Regions from separate parts of the Homo sapiens genome. Here region 2 is linked to region 1. The links are chromatin loops, found by intact Hi-C in ENCODE. Cell type or tissue: sigmoid colon. All regions are shown on one strand.

The links. Peaks named below come from ENCODE experiments on the same cell type or tissue, not always from the same donor. Only the 100,000 strongest peaks of a DNase experiment are listed, where the experiment ranks them.
Region 2: it touches region 1 in a loop (2.8-fold over the local background); 2 of 110 quality-filtered maps call a loop at or near these places.

What each region holds. Positions count from the first base shown.
Region 1 is chr5:169,284,700-169,292,699 of GRCh38, forward strand. The region is part of intron 1 of SLIT3 (slit guidance ligand 3); the gene reads right to left. Among named protein-coding and RNA genes, the nearest start is that of SLIT3, 12 kb to the right of the region's middle. In sigmoid colon, no CTCF peak of the experiment used is centred here; DNase peaks (open chromatin) are centred at 2,030 and 3,052.
Region 2 is chr5:169,138,744-169,146,743 of GRCh38, forward strand. All of the region lies in intron 4 of SLIT3 (slit guidance ligand 3), which reads right to left. Among named protein-coding and RNA genes, the nearest start is that of MIR585, 120 kb to the right of the region's middle. RefSeq lists a silencer at 3,040-3,208. In sigmoid colon, no CTCF peak of the experiment used is centred here; a DNase peak (open chromatin) is centred at 3,728.

The sequences.
Region 1 (8,000 bases):
CAGGTTTGTCTGAGTGGAGTATCCAGGTGCTTGCCACAATGCTACACTACCTCACAATATCTGTAATTTAGTTAGAGCATTGAATGTGTGTTAGGCATTTTGCATTTACTATCCTTAGTTCTTACAACAATCCTTGAGATAAGTATTATTGTCTTTATGTCTTTTTTTTATGAGAAAGACAAGTAATTTTTCAAAGGGCACATTTTGAACACAGATTTTTTTTTTCTTGGAGACAGGGTCACACTCTGTCACCCAGGATAGAGTGCAGTGGTGCAATCATGGCTCACTGCAGATTGACCTCCTGGGCTCAAGTTATCCTTCCCACCTCAGCCTCCTGAGTAGCTAGCACCACAGTTGTGTACCACCATGCCAAGCTAATTTTGTTATCTTTATATTTTGTACAGATGGGGTCTCACTATGTAGCTCAGGTAGGTGTCAAACTCATAGGCTCAACTGATCCTCCCACCTCAGCCTCCCAAAGTGCTGGGATTACAGGTGTGAGCCACTGCACCTGGGCCTGAATACAGATTTTTGAATCCAGATCTCCTTGGCGCTAAGCTCCTGGTCTTTCCACCAAATCTGCTGCCTATCCAATTCAATTTGATTTTTGAAAATATGTTGATTTTGTCTTATTTTCACAAGCATTGTACTAAGCTTCTATAGAGAAATGCCAGCTCCTGTCCTCAAGGAACTTTTTGTCTACTTAAGAGATTAGATTATATGGTACAGAAAAATGATGATCATAACTATATAGCTGTGGAGGTTTTAAAACACAGCTGCAACTTCTGAGACTTCTTACATGGAGAGATGACCCCTACCCTTGCATGTGGGCAAGCTTGTACTGTTCAGAGCCACAGAGCAGAGCAGAAGGGGTACTATGTTGCTTTTAAGTCCATTCATAAAAAGCCATGCTACTTCTGAGTTGTTCTGAGTTGCTGCACACCTCTTCTCAGAGTGTGGAGCAACCATGTGAGAAGTTAGACTACTCAGAGGCCACCATGTTGTGAGGAAGCTCAAGCCACATAGAGGTCACATGTGTAGACACCCTGCTCAACAGTCCCAGCTGAGCCCAGACTTCAAGTCATCCCAGCCTAGGTGCCAGACATGTGAGTGAACAGCCTGCTGGGGATTCTAGCACCCAGGTATTCAAGTCTCTCCTGGTCATTCCAGACTCTGCAGATGATGCCTCAGACTGTATGGAGCAGAAATAAGCCATCTCTACTGCACTACGACGTAGAGAATCATTGAGCATGATAAAATGGTTGTCACTTTAGAACACTAAGTTTTGGGGTGGATTGTTAAGCAGCAAAATATAGCCATAATAATGGCTTTTGGAGTGATTATTTAATGCCAGACACTGTCCTCTAAGCTTGACATGTATTACCTCATTTGATCTTCCTAGTAAGCCAGGGAAGCAGGTTACTATTAAAGACCATGCCTAAGATTACTTAGCTACTAATGGCATTCAAAACCAGGTCACACTAACTCCAGCATCAAAGCATCAATAATCTAAACTGCTGTACTATAGAGGAAGCAAAATTATGTCTCTGAATAAAACCTACAAAGCCCCAAGCCAATCAGTTTTAAGAAACACCGACTGCTATTTTTTTAAACTAAACATCTTTTTTTTTCTTAATTTCAGAAGGCTTACTGTGGAGCTGAGCTAATTATTTGAGCCTTAATCAAGGACCAGCCACTTCCCGAAGCAGCTGTCCTGGCCTCTCTCTTGCCTCTAGAAAGTCTCTTGAATTGGATATTGGCTCAGGTCTAAACCCCAAATCCCAGCCCCCAGAAGTGAGGATGCATAGGGCTGAAAGGATCCTTGGAGATCATCCAGTCTACTTCCCTCATCCCCTTTAAAGATCAGGAAACTGAGGCCCAGGGAGGTCAAATGACTTGTCCAAGGTCACATGGTGTGTCAGAGGTACGGCCAGGTCGCCAAATTCCCAGGCAAGCATTCTTTCCACTACACCATGCTGCAGTTGCTAAAAATTCCCCAGAGCCGCCTCCCTCGGCCCTCCTCTCGACAAAGCTATTTTCCCCCCACACAACTACACACAGTCACATTTGGCAAGAGGTGCTATCAGCCCTGCTCTGCTCGTGAAATGCTGTTTTGCAATGGGGCCTCTTTGTTCGTTAGCAACACAGACAAAGAAAACTGTAGTGCAGTCTTCTTGGAAGAAGATGTTTCTTGTTTTAAAGACGGGAAGAGAGCTTCCTGACTGAATATGGCTTGAATCAGCATGCAGCTCCAGTCAGGAAAGAACCCAGAGGAGACTTAGGTCTTTGCAAAATTTCTAGAATGTACAAGGAGGGCACACGGCAGGGGGAAGCTTATGGGAAATGTTTCAGAAAGTACTAAAATGTATGCCTAAACAGAGTAAACAGAGCAGATTGGTTACCATCTTGTGCTATGAAGCAATTAGAAGGGGAGGGGTGTTGGTAGGGAACTAGAGTCATTAAAAGCTCCCATGAAGCAACTGGCCTTCCCATTTTTGGATTCCTGCTCCAGTCCTGGTTCCCAGTGTTCCTTCCCTTGCCGTTTTCTTCAGCTGGGATCTTCCCTCTCTAGACTCGAAATAAGCTGCAGGCTTGGTGCTGAGAGCCCTCAGGATATGATCTGCCATCCCGAGTCACCCATCTGGTGCCTCTCCCCTCTGCTTCCACATGATTCCCTATTTTTTTTTGTACTAGATGTGGTCCCTCTTCTGTCTCCCTAGCTTCCCAGATTGGCAGAGGCTTCCCATGGCTCTGCATGATCTTTGCACAGGATGAGGCAGAAATGAAGGCACCTTTTCATAAGGGCAGACCACACCAGGAAGCTGAGGTCCTCTCTGGTGACCTTTCTAATGCATTTCCCTTTGGAGATGGGTTGAGATCAGTGGGGAGGGAGTAGACCAGATGATCTCCAGTGATACCTCAAAAGCCTGAAAATCTCTTGGCTAGGGAAGCCAACAAGAGGGGGAGGAACAGAACCAAGTTCTGTGGCACAAATTCAGAACTTGTACGCTGGCAGCAGATGGAAAGGGAGGTGCCAGCTTCTAGCAGGAGGGGATGTGGTGGACGCGTTTCTCAGGGCGGTTGCAAGCCACAAGTCTTGCATTCCAAAGGACCTGGTGAATGCTGCCTGAGAACCTGCCTCTGACACAGCCACAGCATAGGTCTCCAGGCACCAGGTGAGATCTCCAAAAAGAAACTCCACTGGCCAAGTGAAGGTTCTTAGACCCTTTCTCCCAGAGCAGGGTCTTCCCCATCGCCTACCCCATGCTTAGGCAAACTTGCCCAAAGTACAAATTTTATTCCAAATCCCCCTCCCTCATTTTCCCCTAGGAAAATTCCTCCTGCTGAGTTAAACCTAAGAGAGAAAAATAAAGATATTACCACTCAGGGAAACAATGTCCTAGGGGTCCCTTGCAGCCGAGGAGGGGAAGGGAAGCTGGCCCCCTAAAGAAGGCCCTGTATCTCCTCATGGCCTCAAATGCTGCTGTGCTGTGTGTCAGTGTTTATGAAATGCTTCTCAAATAAGGTCAGTGTTCTACACAGAGTTAGAACTCTAATAAAATGCAGAACTTGTGCTGTTTGCCAGCTAGCTGCAGAGGCATACTTGAATGCTTTCTCAGATACAATTGTTCTCAGATTAATATTTCCCCCTTGAGTTTTTTTTTAATTCCACTTGTACTATTTTTTTATGATGTGGGAGGCTTTCTACATATTTGTACCCACTAAAAGGGATGAGGGGGCTTGCTTTCATCAATGATTCCTGAGGGTTTGGTGCTACATCCTTCATGGTTCTAGCATTTCTCCCAACCCATAAATCTCCCTGCTCTGAACCTAGCATGGTAGCCTTTGCCTTGTCAGTCATTTAGAGGGAGAGACAGTCCAGACTAACTTTGAAGTTAGTTTGAACTGTTCTAGTTACCAGAACATTTCACTTGCTTTATTCATTGTGGTAGACACTCAATAAATGGCCCCTTTAAATGACTCCATCCTTCATGGATTCCCTTATTTGGTCCTACTGTCTTGGACACTGTCACTTATTAATTACCCAGTCCTCTAAACTCCACCTGGTTAAGCTGCTGACATGGCTGGTATGAGGTTATATTTTAATTTGTAAAAGATGCATCTTGTTAAATGAAAAGGAAACTGGAACAAGAGTTTGAAGACATGGGTGACTCTGAGCAAGGCTTTGGAGCTCCCTGAGTTTCTTCATCTGTAAATGAAAGCTTCTAAAATATACCCTGATCGTCTTCCAGATACAGGATTTAGTGGTTCAATTCAGATATTGTGGGTGGACTCATTAAGGTATTCGCATAGCACTAAATTTAGAAGGCATTTGGAGACATCTGATCTCATTTAAACCTTGCATCAGCCCCCTGAGATGAGTGTTATTTCTCCCATTCCAAAGGTTATAGATGAGACTATGGAGACCGCAAAGGTACTCAGACAGGTCGGGCAGTTAGAAAGTGACAGAAGCCAGGATTCAGCCTAGGTCTTTCTACTCATTTCGGCTTACATCCAAATTGTACTCCCCCTTGGCTTCTCACTAATTCCACTTAGAATCCCCATACTCAGAACACTTTCTACCTACATTCTAGAGCTGGAGAGAGAAGAAGAGGAGAGAAAGAATGTCAGCAAAGTACTAGATAGTCCAGAAATTTCTGCAACACATTATTGAACAGGACAGCTCTCCAATGAGATCATCACTGCTGCGCTTTTTAATTACAAAATGATCTGTCCTATTTGGGATACAGGGAGTTCAGGAGTATGTCTAAGTAATTCATCATTTATAGAGTCCAGCCCTGGGGCACTTTTACATGCTACCCTGGACATGATAAAAGATTTCAGATGGCCATAAAGACGAAGTCTGAGGTTGTTTCCAGGGCAGAACTCTGAGTTCTTGCAAGTCTGCAGTCTCCAGTGAAGGTCCAGGCCATGAAATCCAATTTCAGGACCTGGGGTTCTGATGGTGACAGTCCAAATTCAATACTAAGGCTATGGAGAATACATAGAGGGCAGTAGAGGGCAAGAAGCCAAGCTAGAAGGATTAAGGCAGGAGCCAGGAGTAGCTAAAGCTCAGGGAGAGATGCAAACATGCACAATTCTATGGTCAAGTCATAAAACTCCGATTAGAAGAGGATCATGGACTCCACAGCATGCAGACATACCTGAGTTAGGGCATTCACTAGGGCACACACTAGGGCATATGCTAGGGCACATACTAGGGCATATGCTAGAACATACACCAGGGCATACGCTAAGGCACACACTAGGGAATATGCTAGGGCACACACTAGGGCATACACTAGGGCACACACTAGGGAATATGCTAGAACGTACATTAGGGCATACGCCAGGGCACACACTAGGACATATGCTAGAACGTACACTAGGGCATACGCCAGGGCACACACTCGGGGATGCACTAGGGCATACGCCAGGGCACACACTAGGAAATATGCTAGGGCACATGCTAGGGCATATGCTAGGGTGTGCACTAGGACATATGCTAGGGCACACGCTAGGGTGCGCACTAGGGCACATGCTAGGGCACATGCTGGGACACATATTAGGGCATATGCTAGGGCACACGCTAGGGCGCGCACCAGGGCACATGCTAAGGCACACGCTAGGGCATACACTGGGGCATATGCTAGGGCACGCACTAGTACATGTGCTAGGGCACACGCTAGGGCATATACTAGGGCACACACTAGGGCATACACTGGGGCACACACTAGGTTGCGCACTAGGGCACATGCTAGGGCACACGCTAGGACATACACTGGGGTACATACTAGGGCACGCACTAGTGCATGCGCTAGGGCATATACTAGGGCGCATACTAGGGCATACGCTAGGGCACACACTAGGGTGCGCACTAGGGCACATGCTAGGACATACACTAGGGCATATACTAGGGCACGTGCGGGGCATATGCTAGGGCAAATGCTAGGGCACGCACTAGGGCATACGCTAGGGCACATGCTGGGGCACGCACTAGGGCACGCACTAGGGCATATGCTAGGGCACACGCTAAGGCACACACTAGGGCATACACTGGGGCACATGCTATGGCAACCACTAGGGCACACGCTAGGGCATACACTGGGGCACATGCTATGGCACCCACTAGGGCACACGCTAGGGCACATGCTAGGGCATACGCTAGGGTGTACACTAGGGAATACACTAGGGCACGTGCTAGGGCAAAGAATGGATATGACTGGTAACAGACAGGAGCTAGAGAGGTAGAAAAACCCAAGAGGTAGACAAGGTGGGTGGTTAAGTGTGCTGGCAGACTTTCAGGAGCCACAGGATACACTGCTGCCAAAGTGCGGAATGAATCAGGGGTCAGGAACCAGATTGGCAGTTAGGACAAGAGAAGAGGAGTCTGAGCCCACACAAGCAGTGATATGGCCGTGATAAGTGCAGTCACACTCGACTCCAGCCAGGATACATCTTATGTACATCCTGTTGGAACAAGACCTGATGCCAGGGTGGGAGGAGCCCAGAGATCCCGGCTAAGAGAAAGCAAGTGGTGCATCTAACTGCAAAGGAAGATGACTCCTGCCGACATTTGAGTAGATGCTTGAGGCGGAAAATATTATTCAGCAAGGTTCATCAGAACTACTCTTGGAGGGTGTATCCCCTCAAACCAGAAATTTAAAAAACAGTTAGTGGACACATACCATGGAGATATTTTCCTAAGATTTGGATTCTGTTCTAAACATCCCCATGAGATAAAACTTCCCAAAGTGCAGCTCCCATCATTTTAAGTTGGGCTCAGGAGCATCTAATCATGAATTTCTGTGACTGTACCACGTTCCCATTTCTACGCACAGGGATCCCATTAGTCTTCACGCTCCAATACAAAGGCCACCTATTTCCCCAAATTGGACATGATGGCTCTGTTTCACCAGGTGTCCAGATCACATCATTGACATTCTTCTTGATGCTTTGCCTCGAACAGGGGCTCTTTGATTTAAGTTGAACTCATCATGTTTGTCTTCTTCTAGTTGTTACTTGAGAATAGAGTTTAGAAGACAGAAAAGGAGGCTGACTTGAAAGATTCTGGAAGGGATGACATGACTGGGAGTTGGAGTGCAGCCTCTGAGACCAGCCTGGCTGGATGAACCCTGCCTCTCCTGTTCCTTACTGGGGATGTTATTTCACCTCTCTGACGTAGTTGCCACATCTATAAAATGCAGACAGTCCTGCCTACTTCACATAACTCTTCAAATAGGAAATGACTCCACGCATGTAAAGTGTAAGAGCAGTGCCAGGCACAAAGAAAGGCTCAATAAATGCCAGCTATTGTTGTGGTGATGGTTGTTGTTGTCGTTTACAGAGGCTTGGGGACCCTGTAGGCCCTGGTCCCCTATGCTTCATTCTTCATCATGTCTGTTCCCAGAACTACTCCAGAAAATGTGCCCGATGCCAATGTGTACCCAAGATGCTAAGGGAAATCACTGTGTTTAAAAACCTGAAGCTACCTGAGCTCTGCTACTGGCAGAAAGGCTCAATCCCTCAGGCTGAACTTTTTACCAGGAGAGAATAACACACATATACATACACATTCAACATACACACACATACATGCGTCATATCCTGTGTTGGTGAGACTTGTGGTACTAGCCTAATAGGACAAAAATGAAGCTAAAGTCATTATGGAAAGTTCCATGAGAAACCAAGAGTATAGAGAAAATTTAGCAAGCTGAAGAATTAAGCATTAATAGGAAATTATTCCAGAGAAAATATGAACCAACAGAACCCCAGGGAAAGAAGATGCTACAAGCCAAGAAGACCTCAACATTTTTTTCCATCCCAGCCGGAAAGAACGGGGCAATATATTTATGTAATCCACATGCCAGATTGTAGAAAGATTTTGAAAAAAATGCACAGAGAACTCTGCTGATTATATTGACAACTTGGATAAAGATCCATAGGGCAAGCTCATTAAAATTGCAGAGGAAATAAATAGTGGGAGATGGGGAAAGGAG
Region 2 (8,000 bases), 150 kb before region 1:
CCCACGCATGGCACACTTGCATGGCATATCCAGCAACACATTCTGGGTATCCCACAATCTCTGACTTGCGAGTCAAGCAAGTGCTTCGCAATGAAAATGCCCTAAGTGATATTATCATGGGGAAATTGTTCGAAGTCTTAAAGTGATCACTTGAAAGCTCCAGGACTATCCTAAGAGGTTGCTCATGACTGATGGCAGTGGACAACTGATGTCCACATCCAGCCCCACTGCTCCAGCCTTTCTTGGAGACCTTCTCCAGGCCCAGACCCTCTTTTCTCAGCTTCCTGAAGAGATCACAGTTCCTTCCCTCACTTTTCACCAGCATGTCTCAAGACTGGAGACAAGTCCTCTGTCACTGGTGATTTCTCCCTGGGTACTACTGCCCAGTGCCATGAGCACCAGCCTTGGGGGTAAGATTGTTTTCTCAAAGCCCTAAAGTTGAAGGAAGACTTTCTTGTGTACCTAGCACTGTGCTCTTAGAAACAGAACTACAGAAAAATACAAGGTTTGGTCCTTGTCCTCAAGAAACTTAGGGTAGGCCAAAGGATCCAAGAAGCACTATTTATTGAATGAGAAGAATGGTGATTAACAAAATGGAATATTTATTGAGAATTTACTACGCATCAAGTTTTTGCAAACTACTTTTTATGTGTGATGTTATCTAATCCTTACAGCTCTTCCAGCATCATCATCATCCTAGTTTCTCAGACCTCTGAAATATCAAGAGGTCAGGGAGCATGCCTGGGTTACACAGCTAGCCAGCAACAGCAGGATTCATCCCAGGCCATCTGATCCCAGCCCCACACTCAGCTACTAAGCTCTACTCCTTCCAGCACTAGCCCACCCCCCCAGGGGCTCCTAGTTGAGCAATCAAAACAAAACATGGGTATAAGGAACAGAATTCCAGAAAAACTGCAATGAGCAAAATACACCAGGAAATAGTTAGTGATGGAGGGAACACGAGGTGCTGACAATATCATACAGGGCCAAATTGTGAGACTGAGGCACTTCTGGGAAGAATGGGGACTCCTTTTCCACTCTTGCCAGCAGCTAGTAACCCCTTCCATCCCTGCCAAAACAGAATGCCGCTGAAGAATGCTACAAGAGAAAGCAATCTATCTGCCAGCATCCCAGGAACCTGTTCTGTGCCAGATACCCTCGCGAGCAAATATTGATATATTAACCGCAGCTCAGACACTGTAAGTGCAGCTAACATGCCTCAGTAGGGAGGGGCGGGCTGGCCTGCTGCCACCTCTCCAAGGCCTTCATCACAGCCAGAAATGGGTCCTTCTTCCTGGTGGAGGAATCTCTGCAGGGCCCTAGAACCAAGGCTGACTGGGGAGCAAGAGTCCAGGGAATACTAAAATAAAGTCCTGACGGTGGGCAAGTGGCACAGGCAGCTGGAGATGGGGCGAAGGTGTGCTCACAAAGAGCTCCGGGGCCAGGTGCGGTGGCTCACGCCTGTAATCCCAGCACTTTGGGAGACCAAAGTGGGCAGATCACGAGGTCAGGATTTCGAGACCAGCCTGGCCAACATGGTAAAACCCCGCCTCTACTAAAAATGCAAAAAAAAAAAAAAAAAAAAAAAAAAGCCAGGCATGGTGGTGTGTGCCTGTAGTCCCAGCTACTCGGAGGCTGAGACAGCAGAATTGCTTGTACCTGGGAGGCGGAGGTTGCAGTGAGCAGAGATTGCGCCATTGCACTCTGGCCTGGGCAACAAGAGTGAAACTCTAACTCAAAAAAAAAAAAAAAAAAAAAAAAAAAAAGACGCAGGCGGTCAGGCACGGTGGCTCACATCCACCTGTAATCCTTAAACTTTGGGAGCCTGAGGCAGAGGATCACTTGAGGCCAGGAGTCTGAGACCAGCCTGGACTACATAGTGAGACCCTGTGTCTACAAAGAGAGAAAAAAGTAGCTGGGCATGGCTGTGTGCCTGTAGCCCCAACCTCTCAGGAGGCTGAGGGGAGAATCTCTTGAGTCCAGAAGGTCTAGGCTGCAGTGAGCCATGATCACGCCGTCGCATTCCAATGTGGGTCACAGAGTGAGAGACCCTCTCTCAAAAAAGAATAATGCAGGCCAAAGTTTAGACCAACCATACCCCTCTCCCATTCAAAACCTCAGTGGTTCCTCACTGCCTTCTAAATTAAATATAAAACTCTTTAAATCTGGCCATCACCCTACAGTAGAACCCTACCCTTGAATCCAATCTCCATCTTGTCATCTTCATGCCCTATGCAAACTAATCCTCTTGTCATATCCAAAACAATTCCTTTTCACAATGCGATAAACTCAACTTACGTTTTTTCCTTTCTTTTTGCTCCCATATTGATCAGAATCTGACCTATCCTTCAAGACTCAGCTCGATGCTACCTGTTCCAAGAAGATTTCACTATTCCCTTTGCTTTGGGGATCCTTTCTCCCTCAAAATAGAATAGAAATAGAATTAGGTCTACCCCGACATGACCCCCAAATCATGGAACTATACACAAAGACATACTGACTACGACATCACCCCACAAATAAACAAAAACAAAAGGAAACTTAAAGCAAATCCACTGCAACAAAGCTGATTTTAGGATCTTAATTCTGCCTCTTTCCTTGCCACCTCCCCATCTTTGAAAAGGTTTTGTCCAGGCCTGAGACCTCAGAGACTGTAAGATTTTTTTTTGTTGTTTGTTTTGTTTTTTTTTTTGTTTTTTGATAAAGTCAGGTCAGGCTGGGTGTGGTGGCTCATGCCTGTAATCCCAGTACTTTGGGAGGCCAAGGTGGGCAGATCACGAGTTCAGGAGATCGAGACCATCCTGGCTAACACGGTGAAACCCTGTGTCTACTAAAAATACAAAAAATTAGCCAGGCGTGGTGGCGGGTGCCTGTAGTCCCAGCTACTCTGGAGGCTGAGGCAGGGTAATGGCTTGAACCCGGGAGGCGGAGCTTGCAGTAAGCCGAGATCGCGCCATTGCACTCCAGCCTGGGTGGCAGAGTGAGACTCTGTCTCAAAAAAAGAAAAAAAAAAAAGTTAACATCTCAGCCCAGAGCGGTGGCTCATGCCTGTAATCCCAGCACTTTGAGAGGCCGAGGCAGATGGATCACAAGGTCAGGAGATCGAGACCATCCTGACCTACATGGTGAAAACCCATCTCTACTAAAAATACAAAAATTAGCTGGGCGTGGTAGCGCATGCCTGTAATCCCAGCTACTCGGGAGGCTGAGGCAGGAGAATAGCGTGAACCTGGGAGGCAGAGCTTGCAGTGAGCCAAGATCGCACCAGTGCACTCCAGCCTGGGCGGCAGAGCGAGACTCCTACTCAAAAAAAAAATAAAAATAAAAATAAAAATAAAAATAAATAAATAAATAAATAAATAAATAAATAAATAAATAAAGTCAGGTCATGAGGGTGCATAATTCCACGGTGATTTCCCATCCATTGCACATTCACTGTGAATAGAAGCTAAAACTTAACCAGTTAACTTTATTTATACTCTGGATGGAGCCTTCTCTTTTAATAAAACAGAATCCGTTAAGGATTATAAACAAACAGTGTTTTATGAACTAAAACTGCAGTGCACTAGTCACTCAAGGGTAAAAACAGGGCTCTGGGTAGCTCAGCCAGCTATAAATAAAGATAAGGCCCTGCCAAGCAGGGACTTGGGCAGAGTAATTGCTGACTCCATAATCAGCTTCTCTCGTCTTCCTTCAGGCCCACAAATCACTCAGGTGTTGGGTCACTGCCCACTGGATTCAGCCCAGAGACACAGTGAAATAGCAAAGCAGTTCATTAGCTCTAAGACTGAGAGTATAAACTGGGACTCCTGGAATGACTAGGTTCCAAGTCAAACTATGGTGCGCCACCCCTGGCACTTGCATGGCTGGCCAAGCTGGGTCAACAGAACCCATAGGGTGAGCCTGTGCTACACTCTGGACATAAGCCCTAACTGGGGGATTTCACTAATGTTCATGTCTCTGCTAAACTTTGCCACCCTCTATGGGAAAACCTGCTCCTACCCCCACACCTACTCCTCACTCCAACCATGAGGTGGAGACTGTCAATAGCTCCAACTCAGGTCTTGGCCACAGTAATTGGTCCACGTGATAGGCATGTACTCCAAGCTGAGTCAATAATCTGTGATGGAGATTGTTCAAATTGGAGCTGGAAGAGAATGTTTCTTTCCAGGTTGGTCAGTAATAAAAGAATATATCTTTGGAGCTGCCAGAGGCCACCTTTCTTGCTATGTGAAGGGAGCCCATCTGCCCCAGGGAGAATGATGCTGAGATGCAAAAGGAAGCAGATAGGAAAGGAGGGTGGATCCTAATAGCCAGTAAGTCCCTATTTTTAATGTAAGTTGTGTCTCTGCCACTTTAACCCAAATAAACCTTATTAATACTATCTTCAGCTGAAAAGCAGATTATGAAACATTTAGCAAGTATATCATCATTAACTGAGCACCTACTAGGTGCCAGATACTGTACCATGCCATTCAGTAATAACAATGTAATTGTTGTTACTATTTATTCTGGATTTACAGTTTGCTAAGGGCATTCCATGGAATGTCATTTAATCCAAACACCACCAATAGATAGACAGTCTCACCTTCCTTTTGAAGATGTAGAAACTGATTCTTAAAGAGGTTAAATACCATCATCAAGTTATGTGGCTAAAGGTTAGTACAGCTAGGATATAAACTCAATCTGACACCAAAGTCGATGCCCTAACCCTCACACTACATTGCTGCAGTATGATTTCAACTTTGTTTGCATAAATAGTATGTATGCATTGGCCGGGTGCAGTGGCTCATACCTGTAATCCCAGCACTTCGGGAGGCCGAGGTGGGTGGATGACCTGAGGTCAGGAGTTCAAGACCAGCCCAGCCAACATGGCGAAAACCCGTCTCTACTAAAAAATACAAAAAATTAGTCGGGCATTGTGGTGCATGCCTGTAATCCCATCTACTCAGGAGGCTGAGGCCCGAGAATCACTTGAACCTGGGAGGTGGAACTGCAGTGAGCCGAGATCGTGCCATTGCACTCCAGCCTGGGTGACAGAGCCAGAAAACGAAAAAAAACAACAAAAACAGTATGTATGCACATGTGTGTGTGATGCATGCATTAATATATATCAGGGAGAGAGAAAGTGAGAGAGCACTCACAATGGGCAGAGTCACATGGCTCCATGGCAAAAAGTGGAGAGAAAATACAGAAATATCAAAGTAGAATGTCCTATTCTCTCAGCTGCCAACAGTAAGTAGTGTGAGTTAAGGACTATGATTCCAGCTTTGACTCTCCACTGTAAGAGAAAAGCAAGGTGCATAGTAGAATCTCCATGGTGTAGATGAGACAAGGGAATACCATTTTTATTTTATGGATGGGAAAAATGAGGGCCATTATGGTATCTCTGCTTCTTCCCATTGTCTTGTGACACTCACCTCGCCCAGCTCTGTGCCCTTTATTTTCCATTCTTTGAAGGTCACACTCGTTCCTGTCTTGGGGTCCTTGTACATGTTCTTCCCTAGGAGCAGAATGCTCCTTCCCTCCCATGTTTACCTTGCTGAGTTCCACTCCCGATCTCGGCCCCCAAGTCCCTTTGTCGGGGCCATCTTTCCTCATTACTGTCATGGCCCCTGCTTTACGTTCCCATAGTCTCTGTACTTTTCCTTTTGCAAATGTTTCACTGCTTCTAATTATTTATTTGGGTTATTGCTTCATTAACATCCGGCTCTCCCACCTGAGTATAAACTCTTAAAGGCATGGAACATGCTTGTCATCCTCACCATTTCATCCCAAGTATCTAGCACAGCGTCTAGATGCTCTCAATAAATGTTTGACAAGTAAGTGAATGATGGAAGGTGTGTTTAGAATGACACTGAAATAAAAAGTGCCCCTAACATGTGAATCCTCAGGAAGGGTCTGGTCTCTTTGGGAAGCCATGTCCACCACCCAAGGCCCTGGGCCACTGAGCTCAGTCCAGGCCTTCGGGCTGACTTCTATGGCAGGAGAATGCCCAATGGCCAAGACCTCAAAACCCAAGACCCGCAAGACGCAAAGTCCTGCAACCTGGGCAGAAAAAGACGGGCTTTGTCCTAAGCCCTACCCTGCAACAGCAGTTACGAATTGAGAAAAGAAGTAGCAAGACGGAAAATGTTGCCTGCCTGGGACGATGCATGCTCCTTCCCTCCCACCTTCCTTAATCTGCCAGGGAGCACCTTTTACATCCAGCCTGATTATGTTTAACCATGGGCTTTTTGTCTTCACCTTATAATTACCGCCGTTTTAAACCAAGGCACAAAATTAATTGCCCCTTAATGAAGGAGGGTAGCAATTAAGGGCAGCGAACCTTGTGAGGAAGGAGAAACACACATTTGTTCAAGGTGCATCATCAGAAGCCCGACTTTGGAGGCATCGTCATTATGGTTGTAATTATTTTCCAAGGCTGCGTGACACCTCCTTAGACCTGACCAGAATTGCCGGGCTCTGGAGAAACCCATTGTTTCTTCAGAGTTAATTAGAGTCCAATTTGGAGCTTCCTGTCTCCTGGACTACAGAGGAAACACAATTTATTATTGCTCGATGCCCACTAGGTCTGCTGAGGACAGGGGCCTTTCCGGTAGAGACATTGCAGGGCGTGTCAGTTTCTTCCCAGGTCAATGTTGCTTCTAAGGTATACATGTGCAGATGCTAGAGATGCCCAAAGCTGCAGGCAAAGCCCACAGACCTCCACTTAATGAGGCTCTCCATGTAAAAGGAAGCACACCTATGTTATTAGCCTTCTAGTAAATCAGCTACAATTAACTTCTTTATAGCTAAGGGGCCCAGCCACATACATTGGGCTCCTTGTCACCCGTTAACAGAGCTAATGACCTCAGATGGCTAAGAAACAGAGAGGGATGCTCTGTATGGATAAAACTGCATACTCATACATGCAGAGTAATAACCTATTCCTGCCAGCTTCTGGGCTCTGGAATAATGCTCAAGTCTCAAAGCTGAAGATGATAACATATCAACAACAACAATAACAGCTAACACACACTGGCCAGGCACAGTGGCTCACACCCATAAACCCAGCACTTTGGGAGGCCAAGGCGGACAGATTGCCTGAGGTCAGGAGCTCGAGGCCAGCCTGGCCAACATGGTGAAACCCCATCTCTACTAAAAATACAAAAATTAGCCAGGTGTGGTGGCACACACAACCTGTAGTCCCAGCTACTCTGGAGGTTGAGGCAGGAGAATCACTTAAACCCAGGAGGTGGAGGCTGCAGTGAGCCGAGATCGCACCACTCCACTCCAGCCTGGGCAACAGAGCAATACTCTGTCTCAAAAAAAATAATAGCTAACACATACTGAGATCCTATCACATGTGAGGCACTTTTGATTCTTACAAGAACCTCATGAGGAATGTATTACGAATATCTCTCCATTTTACAGTACTGAGAAGAAACTGAGGCACGGATAGGTTGAGTCACTTCTCTAAGGATATGCAATTAATAAGTGGCAAAACAAGAATTCAAACCCAGGCAGCCAGGCTGCAAGGTATTTGTTCTTAACCGCAAAACGTATTCCCTCTTAAGCACAGGCTGGTGATGTTGCAAAATAATACATGACGCAGTGTTTGGCCCATGTTCCTGCTAACCAATGGCGGTTTTCTCTTTCAAACGAGGGAATCTACTGCCCTGACGGAGCCTGATGCCTCCCGGGATTCCATCAGCTGCAGGGCTTTCATCACTTCATTTCCCCTGGTTCTGGTTTGATGACAATGGCTTGAAGTTCAAGGCCCTTCACAAGCCAGCTGGCTCTAGCCATCCCTTCTGACCTCCACACCCCCTTCTCTGTTATCCACCTGCTCAGATCACCCGGCTCCTCCTGCCTCCACTGCTACCTGCACACCTCTCACCCACCAGGATGCTCTCCCTGCTTCTCTAAGCTCTTCCAAACCCAAGTCACACCCCCAGTTGACACCTGTGCCAAACACCCAGCTCACAGAGCCCCCCTTCTTCCTTCAAACCAATATA